Regions from separate parts of the Homo sapiens genome. Here regions 1, 2 and 3 are each linked to region 4. The links are chromatin contacts, found by Hi-C or POLR2A ChIA-PET in ENCODE. All regions are on one chromosome and are shown on one strand. The core of a region is the stretch at or near the end of the contact, and the rest is flanking DNA. Distances in the headings are between cores, read along the strand shown. Region 1 holds the start of LINC02873 (long intergenic non-protein coding RNA 2873). Region 2 holds the start of LINC02551 (long intergenic non-protein coding RNA 2551). Region 3 has its middle 34 kb from the start of LINC02551. Region 4 overlaps LOC105369575 (a long non-coding RNA gene).

What was found. A loop is a pair of places that touch in the nucleus more often than their neighbours do. ChIA-PET counts read pairs that join two places held with the same protein, here RNA polymerase II (POLR2A). Pooled maps may share reads with other maps.
Region 1: a loop to region 4 is called in a map of Right ventricle myocardium inferior, with 2.4 times the contacts of the local background. The contact joins the promoter of LINC02873 here to the enhancer-like site in region 4. A Hi-C loop is called at or near these places in 7 of 168 maps with a recorded cell type or tissue (Right ventricle myocardium inferior, cardiac septum, endothelial cell of hepatic sinusoid and 4 more) and 6 of 50 pooled maps.
Region 2: a loop to region 4 is called in a pooled map, with 5 times the contacts of the local background. The contact joins the promoter of LINC02551 here to the enhancer-like site in region 4. A Hi-C loop is called at or near these places in 1 of 168 maps with a recorded cell type or tissue (right cardiac atrium) and 1 of 50 pooled maps. POLR2A ChIA-PET finds 5 or more read pairs at or near these places in 1 of 52 experiments (Panc1).
Region 3: a loop to region 4 is called in a map of IMR-90, with 2.8 times the contacts of the local background. The contact joins two enhancer-like sites. A Hi-C loop is called at or near these places in 5 of 168 maps with a recorded cell type or tissue (IMR-90, Right ventricle myocardium inferior, endothelial cell of umbilical vein and 1 more) and 5 of 50 pooled maps. POLR2A ChIA-PET finds 5 or more read pairs at or near these places in 1 of 52 experiments (BJ).

The regions. Positions count from the first base shown.
Region 1 is chr11:130,671,571-130,674,270 of GRCh38, reverse strand. LINC02873 (long intergenic non-protein coding RNA 2873) reads right to left here and starts at 1,315. Exons shown (of 3, transcript NR_164144.1): 1 at 1,083-1,315.
Region 2 is chr11:130,860,755-130,863,454 of GRCh38, reverse strand. It overlaps LINC02551 (long intergenic non-protein coding RNA 2551), which reads left to right and starts at 1,345. Exons shown (of 6, transcript NR_125383.1): 1 at 1,345-1,489; 2 at 1,627-1,679. RefSeq lists enhancers at 983-1,483, 1,484-1,984.
Region 3 is chr11:130,826,328-130,829,027 of GRCh38, reverse strand. No RefSeq gene overlaps it. Among named protein-coding and RNA genes, the nearest start is that of LINC02551, 34 kb to the left of the region's middle. RefSeq lists enhancers at 1,801-2,379, 2,380-2,700. Within about 2 kb of position 1,395, at least 8 of the 41 ENCODE cell types and tissues checked have a DNase peak (open chromatin) inside an H3K27ac peak, as active enhancers do; they include heart right ventricle, where a contact is called at or near this core.
Region 4 is chr11:130,737,486-130,740,185 of GRCh38, reverse strand. LOC105369575 (a long non-coding RNA gene) reads right to left here. Exons shown (of 4, transcript XR_007062954.1): 4 at 805-2,700. Among named protein-coding and RNA genes, the nearest start is that of LINC02873, 66 kb to the right of the region's middle. Within about 2 kb of position 1,390, at least 8 of the 41 ENCODE cell types and tissues checked have a DNase peak (open chromatin) inside an H3K27ac peak, as active enhancers do; they include heart right ventricle, where a contact is called at or near this core.

The DNA.
Region 1 (2,700 bases), core at 66-2,565, 66 kb after region 4:
GAAAGGATACCTTTTAACGGGGCATCACACTAACTGAAATAAAATTGGGTTCTGTGACCAAGGCAGAGAAGAGGAACGCACACTGGGTAAGCAACCAAGAGTGTGCTACATGTACAATATAAAATTATAAAAGAAAATAGAATCTCAGCAGGTGGTAGGTAACCAAGCAGGTCCCACAAGTCTGATCCTGTCTGCTGCAAGGTAGTAAGGGCAGAACATCATCTCTGCCCTGGATTCCCATCTGTGCCTAACACAAAGGAGGCCAGGGGAGAGAGCTCATGTGCTGATCTGGAATGCACAGACTACAGAGAAAAGGGCAGAAGAGGAGAGACCACCACGGGTGGAGCTGTCCACAAGGTGTGTGGAGGACATGGTCCTGAACTTGGCCTTCAATGCAAGGGATGTCAGGAAGCCAGAGGAAGGAGAGCAGGCCTTGGACTAGAGCATGGAAACAGGTGTTGGGTGCTACCTTCAAGGACCAAGAAGGCAACATGCCCTACCACAGCAGGAGGGGCATGCTGAGAACAGGAGCTGAAATTTCTCTGAGCCAGGTCAAAGCAGAGGCCGAAAGTGCCAGCCAGGGAATTTGGAGCTTGATGACAAAGTGGACTGGCTCTCCTAGAACCATGGGGTGACTTGATGAAAGTTGATTCATTCAGATCTGCTGCTTCTCCTCCAAACAGGACCCTGGTGATGGACTTTCTCCACACCCACCTTCAGGGAAGATGCACTCATTCATTTCAGCAGAGGAACGTCCCTCTTGCTGCACCAGTCACAGGCATTGGTCATGGAGCACCAGGGCTCTCTACTGCGGAACCTCATGCAGCCTCGCAGGCTTTCTCAGCACAGCACCCAAAAAACATTACCAAGTAGTCAGAACAGGCATTTGGGACACACCCAGCATGGTGGGGGCTGACAAACCCTACCCTTGTTCCCCCAACCCCACCCCCGCCTCCAGGGCCTCCCACTGAACATCTACCCCACCTCCATCGCCACCATCATTTCTCTTCTGCTGTGTGTGTTCTTCAGGCAGCAGCTGTTTTTCCTGTCACTGCATAATATTCATTTAAGCCTGATTTCACCTGGGAAAAATGCTGGAAATAAGCCAGACTCCAGAGTGATGTGGTCATGACCAGATCCCTCCAAGATGACCTGGAAAGCTGAGTCCACCTGAGCTCACAGGACGGCTGGAGCTGGGCCAGAATGGAGAGGCCGCTGGTGGGCCATGCCCCAGTGACCCCAGCCCGAGGGGTGGCAGCCAAGCTGGCGAGGAAGAGACAGAGGAGGACCATGTCAGAAACTCACAAGGACAAGTGAGGGGTCCTGGTGAAAGCATAATGAGTTTAATAACCAGGGACAGCCCTGATCATCCACCATCCAATGGTGTCCCCACCTGATGACTGGCAACCCATTCTATGGGTGGGTTTAAGGGTGGGAGGCTCTTTCATCCTGGAGCCTCTTCAGGTCTCCCAGAGCTGCAGTCGCCTCAGCAAGCAAAGCAGAAGAAAAGAGGCCACTGTGTTTATGGCTGGGGTAGCCGCTCTCATGTGAAAATCAGGGGGTGAAACAAGGTGCTTTTGAAACCTGTTCAAGGCCTCCTTCCCTCCCAGCAAATCATCAGAGGAGAGATTTTGCCTCACGCTTTTCTCTCATGCATGTGTCTGTCCCAGAGTCGCCATGGCAACACTGTGTATGTTTGCACGGCTGGAAGGATCCAGAGATGGAAAACGAGGCCAGGGTGGACCAGAGCAGGGAGTCCAGCAGGAATTCCTCTCTGATCCTCTGCAGGCGATCAGTTAACAGAAAGCTCCCTTGCCCTTCTGAGGTTAGTCATAGAGCCTGCTTCTGCCAACAGCTCACAGGAAAAAATCACAATCCTCAGCAGTGAGTCCTGGGAATGTGCATCAAAGCCTGTTTTCCCCCCAGCAGTTTTATCAGGTAGGGATTTGCCATGACAATTCCCCAGGCCCTGAAGCCCAAGGTGCCAGCACACACATGGCAAGGCAGCCAGTGCCCGGTCACAGGGTGGGTCCGGGAACCACCCCTCACTCGGTGGGAGACAGCAGGTATGTCAGGAAGTGCTCTGCCACGTCTCACCTGTTTCCCTCACGCCTGACACTTCTCTATGCCGCGTGGACTTGGAGAACCAAGCTCTGAAAATCTGTATGAGACCCTTTTTCTAGATGAGACATGCACCTCATGCTGATTCTCCCTCAGAAGACAGCCCCAGTGGGTGTTCTCTGTAATTCCTCAACAGACACAGCCAGCCTTTTAACCACTTCTTTGTCTCTGAATCACCTCCCAACCTTTTCTCAAATTGTGGGAGCCATAAACTGGATGACAGGGAGGATTCAGCCCAGCATGGAGCTCAAGGTGGGGCCAAGAACCGTATAAATGAAACTGATTTTTTGGCAAATCACGTGAACATATGCATATTGACCAGTATTTAAGCCAGTGTCTGACACATATTAGGTGCCCAAAAATATTTATTAAACAAATAAGTAAAGTTCCCATAGATAGCAGAGACATGGAAAGTGGTTCCCACCTAGAAGTTTGGTGAGTTTACTTTCATGGGGTACAGAAAGACTGTTAAATAGGAAGGGATGCTAGTCTAATTGCACTTCAAACCCATCCCTCCTCACTCCACAGCTCTGCCCCTTATATAAACCAATTCTCACAAAAACGTCAGGAGCAGGGAGT
Region 2 (2,700 bases), core at 96-2,595, 120 kb before region 4:
AGTTCATCTGGCGAGATTCTGAGTTACCAATTTTTTATGGGTTTTGCGTTAGAATAATTTTATAATAATCAAAAGTAAATGAGAACAAGGCCAATAGCATAAAATTTCACTCCTTCACACTCCTAAGTGTTTTTCGAGGCACTGCGGAAAAGGAAGCATCTATCGTGGTTGGTCCAGCATCCCTTCAGTAGCTTAGATCTGCAGAAATACTGTTGGAACATCGTTTCTTTATTCTTCCCATCCTTTGTGTGTTAGGCCAAACCCTGAGGACTGTCTGCCTTGGAATAGAGAGGAAATCCAAGCATATGTGCAAAGTTGAGCTGCACTTTCAGCCCCAGGTCTTCAATGGGCCTTCTCCACAGGCACCTGTGAAATGCCAGCAGGGTCGTTGCATGTAGAGGGATCCCACTCAGTGCACCCCTGGGAATGGCTCAGCCGCACTGTGGGTGTAAGCATTAATCACACAACAGCCATTCTACATATTCCTTTTTTATTCTCCAGAGAGTGCCAGGAAAAGTCCTGCCCAGTCAAAAGTCTTCTCTTGCAGCTGGGTGTTGAGGGTGATTGCCCCTCTCTCTCCTTGTAAGATTATGTTTGACAGCAGTGAAAACCAACAGTTTAACAGCAGTAATCTCTTGGCAGGACAGATTGATATGAGCCTTGTCCCAAAACAAAGTAATCCTTTCAGGGAAGTGTATTTCAAGTTGAGCTCACGTTCCCAAGATGCTGAGATTCTTATGTAGCTGACACCGGAGCTGAGGCTGAGCCCCAGCCAGGGATATCCAACGATTGCCAGTAACACCACGGAACTGAGTGAAGATTCAGGGGCTGAGTGTGTTCCTGAGTGCTTCAAACCGGGGGACCTGGAAACCAGAGGACTCCTGGGGAAAGGCTGTCAACTCCAGCCTGCTCTTCCTAAATGGCCTTGTTAGTAGTGACTTCAGCCCTGGCGGTGAGGCATGTGGGTCAGAATAACATTCCCTTTCTTTTCCCTTCACCTCTTTTTTCTCCACGGTTCCTTTTCATAACTTCTTTATTTGCTGCCTAGAGGAGCTTTCTGGACATTTTGTCTCCAGGGAGCGTGACATGTCACCTGTTTCTCACCTCATATGCCTCTGATCTTCTACACCAAGGTAGCTATAAAGGCTTGCTTTCTAGGCTGGGTTTCCCTGCACAGGCCCACTGAACCACTCAAACCTCAGAGGTGGAAGTGCCCAGCGGGCCTCATGGTCAGCTGGGGATAACGGAGTCATTTTCGCAGCCCAACTTCTGAAATTCCACAAGAGGGCGCCCAAGGTCTCCCAAGTCCGGCCACGCCCGGTGGCCTTGAGGCCGGAAGGTGGCGCTGTTGCTTTAGCCATCAAGAAAGGCAAGGCTGGGGACGCCGCATCCCCGGGTGCGGAGGGCGATGCCTAGGGGCGATGCTGTGCCTGTGGCGGCCAAACAGTGCCACCCACTCCGGGAAACAAAGCCAAGCGCCGGACGCTAGGTATGGGAGAGAAGAGCCACCCTGACCCAAGGGAGGGCTCTAGGTGAGGAGCCAGCGTCCTCCGGCTCCGGTTCCCGCTGCACTGCTGCTTTGCCAGGAGGCCTTGAAGAAAGTCATTCATTCTTTCTCCCCCACAGCTTCCTAGGTCTTCCACGTGTTCAACGGAAATTCACAAATTCTCTAGTAGCAGGTAAGCTTCGGATTCAGGAATGAAAAAGACAAAGCCCTGTCCTGGGTGAATTCATTATCCATGGACAGGGGAGGCAGGCGCATCATCGGAAAGTCACCGTGTGAGGAGGGACGTGGAGGCACAGAGGTGCACACGGAAGCCCCCAGAAGAAGGACTTCCCCCAGCCTGGGGAAGCTGGGCGGGCAGGGGTGGGCCAGCGAAGCCTTCCCGGTGATTCTAGGCAGTCTTAAAAGGTGTTAGGAGTCAACTTGGGAAAGATTAGGAAAAGGCAGTGTAGGCCAAGGGACGGCCGGAGCAGAGGCCGCGCGGCAGTGCTGGCATGTGGGTGGGCGGTGGTAAGGAAGGCGGTGGATGAGGATGCAGGGAGCAGATGGGCTGCGTTGCAGGCTGGGCCCCTATGGCCCTCAATAGGTTTTGTGGTCAACATGCTTTGTGGAGTTACAACAAGCAATGGTGGCCCTAACACATATATTCATTTATAGGTCCATAAATCTGCATTCATAGAGATAAATGAGTAATCCCCAGGGTGAAGGAGAACTGGAAGAGACACTGGAGCCAGGTCCACCCTTGGCCAGGTTTTACCTTGACTTGGCGTCATCACTAGGCACTGGTTTTTTTCTCTCTCCTTCTTCCCTGACCAAGAAATACAACAAATTCGTTATGATATCGACTTGTCATGATCCGAAATTGAAGAGCAACCATATATTTATTTGGCAAGATAAATACACACATTCTTTACATAAGATTAGTAGCCACCAGTTTCTAAAAGCATATATTGTCATTTATTTGCCAAAACAAAGGTACATGCCCACATGTTATAGATGGGAAAGATGAGGCCCAGAGCTCGGGTGCATGGCTGAGGTCACCCAATTAGTGGATGGTGGTGCTGGCACTTCTGTCTGGGCTGCTTCACCTTGTCACACACTCTCCACTCCATGCAGGCCGCACCTCTCTAGCAGGGTTTATCACCCAGCTTAGTATCACTAGTACCCAGCACACTCACTCTGTGAAAGACACTGCA
Region 3 (2,700 bases), core at 146-2,645, 89 kb before region 4:
AAGATCTTGTGCAGAGGCCAGAGGACACCGCTGAGTTGGGCCCACTGCCTGGGCTCAATCCCCGCAGCCAAATGTGAACCAGGTCAAATAGCAGAGAAATGAGACACACTGAACGCCGGAGCCCATTTGGCCTAGCCCAGCCAGCAAGGTCACCCTCAGCTGTCGGCTTGCAGACAGGTCACTTGGCATTTTAGTGACTACCCTCACCTGCAGATTTGGGAGATGGCACTTGGCATTTGGTCTAGAAACTGATTTCTCTGGACCCCAAGAGCTGGCACAAAGTTTTATAAATGAGCAAAAGTCAAAGAGAAGATTTCATTAGGAACTTAAATGTGGAGGTTCCAGTCAGGGTTGCAGCAAACAGGGCCTGAAAGCGCACCAACGTCAGAGTGATGAAGATACAAAAAGAAAGCCTAAGAGGGATAGGAACATTCTGGAGCTGGTGAGGGCTATCAGACACCATCGCAGAATGTTAGCCAGTGACTGGATCTCCTTCCCTGGGGAGCCGTTAAAACACAGGTGCGTTTTGAAGACAGGAGCTGGAGATGATCTGTCCATCCCACTGTTGACTTCTGGCTCTAGAGTCACCAAGAGTCTTTAGAGAGGGCCAGTGTCTTTGTTTGGTGCCTCTCCTTTGCCACAGCAACTGCTTGTCTCAGAGGTACTAGGGCATGGGGGCCTCTGAACAGCTTGTGACAGCACCTCGGCTCAGAGAGAAAGGGCTTCTTGTGGGGCATGATGTGGATGAGGATGGCAGGATAAATCAAAGGTGCCCCAAAGGACACCCCCTTTCCTGAAATCAGGCTTGGTTTTATAAACCTGTGAGGATTCCATTCTGTTCCAAGAGGGAAGCCAGGCGGGGCTGGCAGAAGCCCCCAGGGCGCCCAGAGCTGCAGCAGCCTCCAGCCTTGGGTTTCCAGAGTAGAGAGCAGGTAACATCCAGCCATTGTCCCCGCCTCCCTCCTTTGCAATGCCCCCATCCCTGACATCACAAGTGAAGGCCCAGGATCTGAGAGTTGCCTGGGTTATGGCAAGTTCCAGGAGGTGGCAGCCGTGTGTAGTCTGTGAGGAGGATCTGACTCACCCCCAGCGCCTCACCAAGGTCACTGTTGGTGACTGGGAGGTTTCCCACCCTGCCACCCCACCCCACCCCACGTCTGGCTGCTCAGGAGTCAGAGATAGCTTCATGGGCCATGGCTAACCCGAGACAGGCAGCACACCCACGTGTGCGGAGAGGGGCTCCAAGGCTGTGCTCTAGGGTGGCCATGAAGCTCAGCTGACTTCCAGAGAAACAGGCAGGAAGCAGGGGCTTGAGGGCACTGGGCCCGCTGTTGCCAGCTCTGCTGTCCCAGGCATCACAAGCCTTGCTCCAGAGAACCTCAAAGCGCAGCCCTACATGATCTAAGTAATTTTAGCTTCCCCCCACACACTCTTCCCAAAGGGCAGGGTTACATAGTTCTTGTTACACACACTCACTGACATTTAATTCCTGCCTCTTCAAACCAAGACAGGAAAATAGTTAAATAATCATCAGAGTACCTTCTAAGAATGAACAATAAACTGGAGATAACACTACGCACTTCTCAGGGGCTCAGAGCTGTGCAGTTTCCCAGTGTATAAGGCACTGGACCCCGTTTGCCCGGAGTTTCTAGGGTAAAATATTCATGTGAAAACGTGCCCAGGTCTGGCTTTTCAGAGGCAGCAAAGAAGGGAAGGGCCTTGGAAACATTTTTTCCCACACCACAAAAAATAATAATAATATGGGAAAGGAACACCCAAATTAAAAATAAGTGGTTTGTGGCTTTAAAAATAAAGTTTCTCGGTGTTTTACAGAATCATAAAGTATTAAAATTGGAAGGAGCATGGGATACCGTGCAGGCCCAGCTTCATACAGTGCAGCCACCTCTTCTGTGCCATCACTAACTAGCAGGTTGGTGCAGACACTGCTTGTCTGCCTCCAAGAACAGGGAGCTCATTACTATGTTTCATGTAATTTTTTCTTACAGTAAGCCCAAATTCCTTTTTCTATAACTTCCAGCAAGCATTGCAAACTGTGTCCTCTGGAGCCGCTGTACATACCTCCACCATGCCCCCTCTATGACCTCCTTCAGATCTTTGAAGATAGCTGTAGCATGCCCTGCAGTTCCAGCCTGCTTCTCTCCAGGCTACATTCATTGCTTTGTCAAACAACCTAATTCAGGAGGCCGTTGGCTGCCTGGGTCTTTTCCATGTTAGGCCAGGTTTGGCAGGGTGGCGGTTACTGCTGCTAGGCCTTCTCCAGCAGCATGCCTCCTCGCTTTCTGCTGTGCCCTGCAGGAGTTGTGCCTGTGGACAAGCAGCCTCTCCACGTGGCAGCTCTGGGGCTCAGCCTTCGTCAGACCACGGGCAGAGCTGGATTCTGAGAGTAGAACGACTCATGGGTGCTTCGACTGTCTCTCCTCACAGAGGCAAATGGGCTGATACCAAGTCGAAAGCTCCAAGAGAAGAAGAAACGTGCCTGTCTTGTACACTGCTGTGTCCCCAGTAACAGTCACAAAACAAATTCCCATGAGGACTTTCAGATGAATGAATAAAGGGATGAAGGAAAGCAAGCTGGGATCAAGTGGGGCGATACACACACACTTCTGTGGATTCAAAGTCTGTACCTCAAAGGCACAGGATCCCCTGCTTGCAGCCCAGGGCCTCTCCAACCCCGCCAAG
Region 4 (2,700 bases), core at 141-2,640:
CAAAATTAAAATAGAAATCAATAACGAAGTATTTGTTTTCTGTTTTCTATTGTTAAATTCTCAAACTTAATCACAAGAAAAATTAGAAAATAGTTTGAACCAAAGCAAAAATAAAAACCTAACATATCAAAATGTGTGTGTTGTTGCCAAAACAGTACTTAGAGTAAAATTCACACTTTTATATATTTGTGTTTGAAAGAGAAGACATATCTCAAATCAATGATCTAAGTTTCCACCTTAAACTAGGAAAGAAGGAGCAAATTAAACACAAAGCATATCTGCAAATTATACCTCAATAAGCTCGACTTTTAAATGATCATATTCTTTGTCCATTTTGCCTTAATAGTTTATATATTAGCTTGTTGTTTTCTGTTGCTTCTATTTTCTTCATGCTGTAGACTCTGTTTTAAATAATATTCTACATTGTCTATGTGGAAAGGCATAATGCGTCAGATGAGACCCTTGTTCTCCTCATGTCTTCAGCGTCATTGACAAAGTAGATAATAACACACAAAGCATGTAAAGAATTTCTGAATTTTATGGTACAAATTATGGTAGTGAATGACCATGTATTAAGCCCTTACCACTTGCCAGTCCTTGCATGTTTGTTGTTTTATTTAATATCTAGGCTGCAGAGAAACCTTATGGGATTTTGATGGTTTAATTTATGATCACAAGAAACTGCCATTTAAACATTCACCTTCTACAGAATTGTTGGGTTCGGTTTATTTTCTCTGTAATAAATGAGAATTTATTTTCATCATGCAAGAACCATCATGAAAAAGCTTCTCATAACTCTTGGGGTGCATGAGATCAACTTGCTTTAATGAATTATGAGATCAAGCAGAATCAGTTTTGAAAATAGCAAAGACATTTAGAGAAGTAGTAAGATGCAGAACAGGGACGGAATTTATGCCACACTCCACGCAAAACAAACTCGGCCACTACTCCTGTGGTCAGGAATCAATATTTCTCATCAGTTCCAAAGTAATGAATGTCTCTTCTCACCTCATGCTCATTGACCTTCATCTGTGGTGAGAACTTTCTTACTGTGAGACTCCAGTTTCCCTTTCTTTGGTTCTGTTTGGGCGACTGCTACCTGGTTTCAACAGTAACCTCCTAGAAAACAGATTGGGTGCTCACCCCAACGTTAATAAATATCATCAGAATAACGAAGGGGAGTAATTTGTCTACTGATGAACTGATTAGAGAAGACGTCACCACTGTCGTGGCTCTTTCCCCAAATTATAGCTAGGTTTAGGAATTATTTTTTCAAAGGGCTACTCTGAATTATGGGGCTGTAATTCCATCCTGAAGGCTATTTGTGGGTCATGCTTCACTTCTTGTGGTTTATGACTTCAACCCCAGCCCTCGATGGAATTATAACCCAACAGTCACAGAGACTGCTATTTATCATCTGTTTATTTTACAACAAAGCATCAAGTATATTTTGGTTTTATGCTCATGGAGAACACAAGAAGGAGAAGGAGGCAGAGGAAGAGGAGGAAGAGATAGAATAGTTTACCCAAAGCTAAAGCCATGTCTCCCCAGCTATAAAAACTGAATATCAGACAACGGTCCAGACATGTTACCTCCACGATGTTAGCAAACATCTGGAAGAATCTTCTATTTGTTACCATGGAAATAAAGTGCCCAAATGATTGTCCTGTGTCTTTTCTCAGCTGGATATTACCGCAGTAGAGCTTAGATTATGGAACTGAGGGGAAGCCATCGTTCTCTTCCTTTCCTTCTTTTGTCCACCCTGTGCCGATAACAAGCTCTCTGGCAGGAGTTGCGAACAGCTGTATCAGAGATCAGGCGGGGTCACTGCACGCTCAGGCAGGCCGCGTGGATTTGTCTGCTGGTCCCTGCAGTGTGCTGGGCGGGACACTCCTTGATCTCTCCATGCTGTCACCGGGTTCTGCAGTACAGTTGGCTCTGAGCCTTTGCAAACATTCTAATTTGATGCATAATTAATATAACAGTGATTCAAGGCCTAGAGGCTTCTGGGACTAATTAGTGACCCGAATCTCCATGGTAGCGCTGCATTCCATTCTTATCAGTGCCGGGAAGAGCTGCACTCTTAGAAATAATCAGTCTCCCACTTATTACTGTGACACAGCCAAGAGGCAAAGATCATCTTTCCATCCAGTGTGCAAAAATTCCATCAGTGTGTAATCACTTCCCAGGAGGACTGAACTTCCCCTGGAAGAGTCTCACTGAATTAGTCCCTCAAGAACATTTACGTTTCCATATGGGCCTGGGGGGATCTTATTGCAGGTGAAGAAATAAAGACAGTCAGCAAGGGCTTGCTGAGCATCCGCAGAATGAACAACATTGTTCCAGGGGCTCGGAGCTGATTCACAGGAAAATAAAAGACTCAGCTTTCTTTTCAAAGCCTTTGCCATGCAATAACGAAACATATAGTAAGAATGAATGACTTGTTACTCCCATTTCTAACATGGTCCCCCACTGTGTCTCTGCAGGCGCATGGCTCCAAGTGTCTCAGTCATCTCTGCAGAGAACCTATTCAAAGTCTAAGTGAGTTCACCCCAGGAAGGAAGTGGCATTGTAGTGGTGCTGCACCCATCTCCCTTCCCTTCTCACTTCCTGTTGCTCCTCAGCCCCCTCAACAGCCACCTTATTTCCAGCTCACTTGCTCAGGCCCCGCAGGATCTAGACAAGCAGCAGCAAACTATG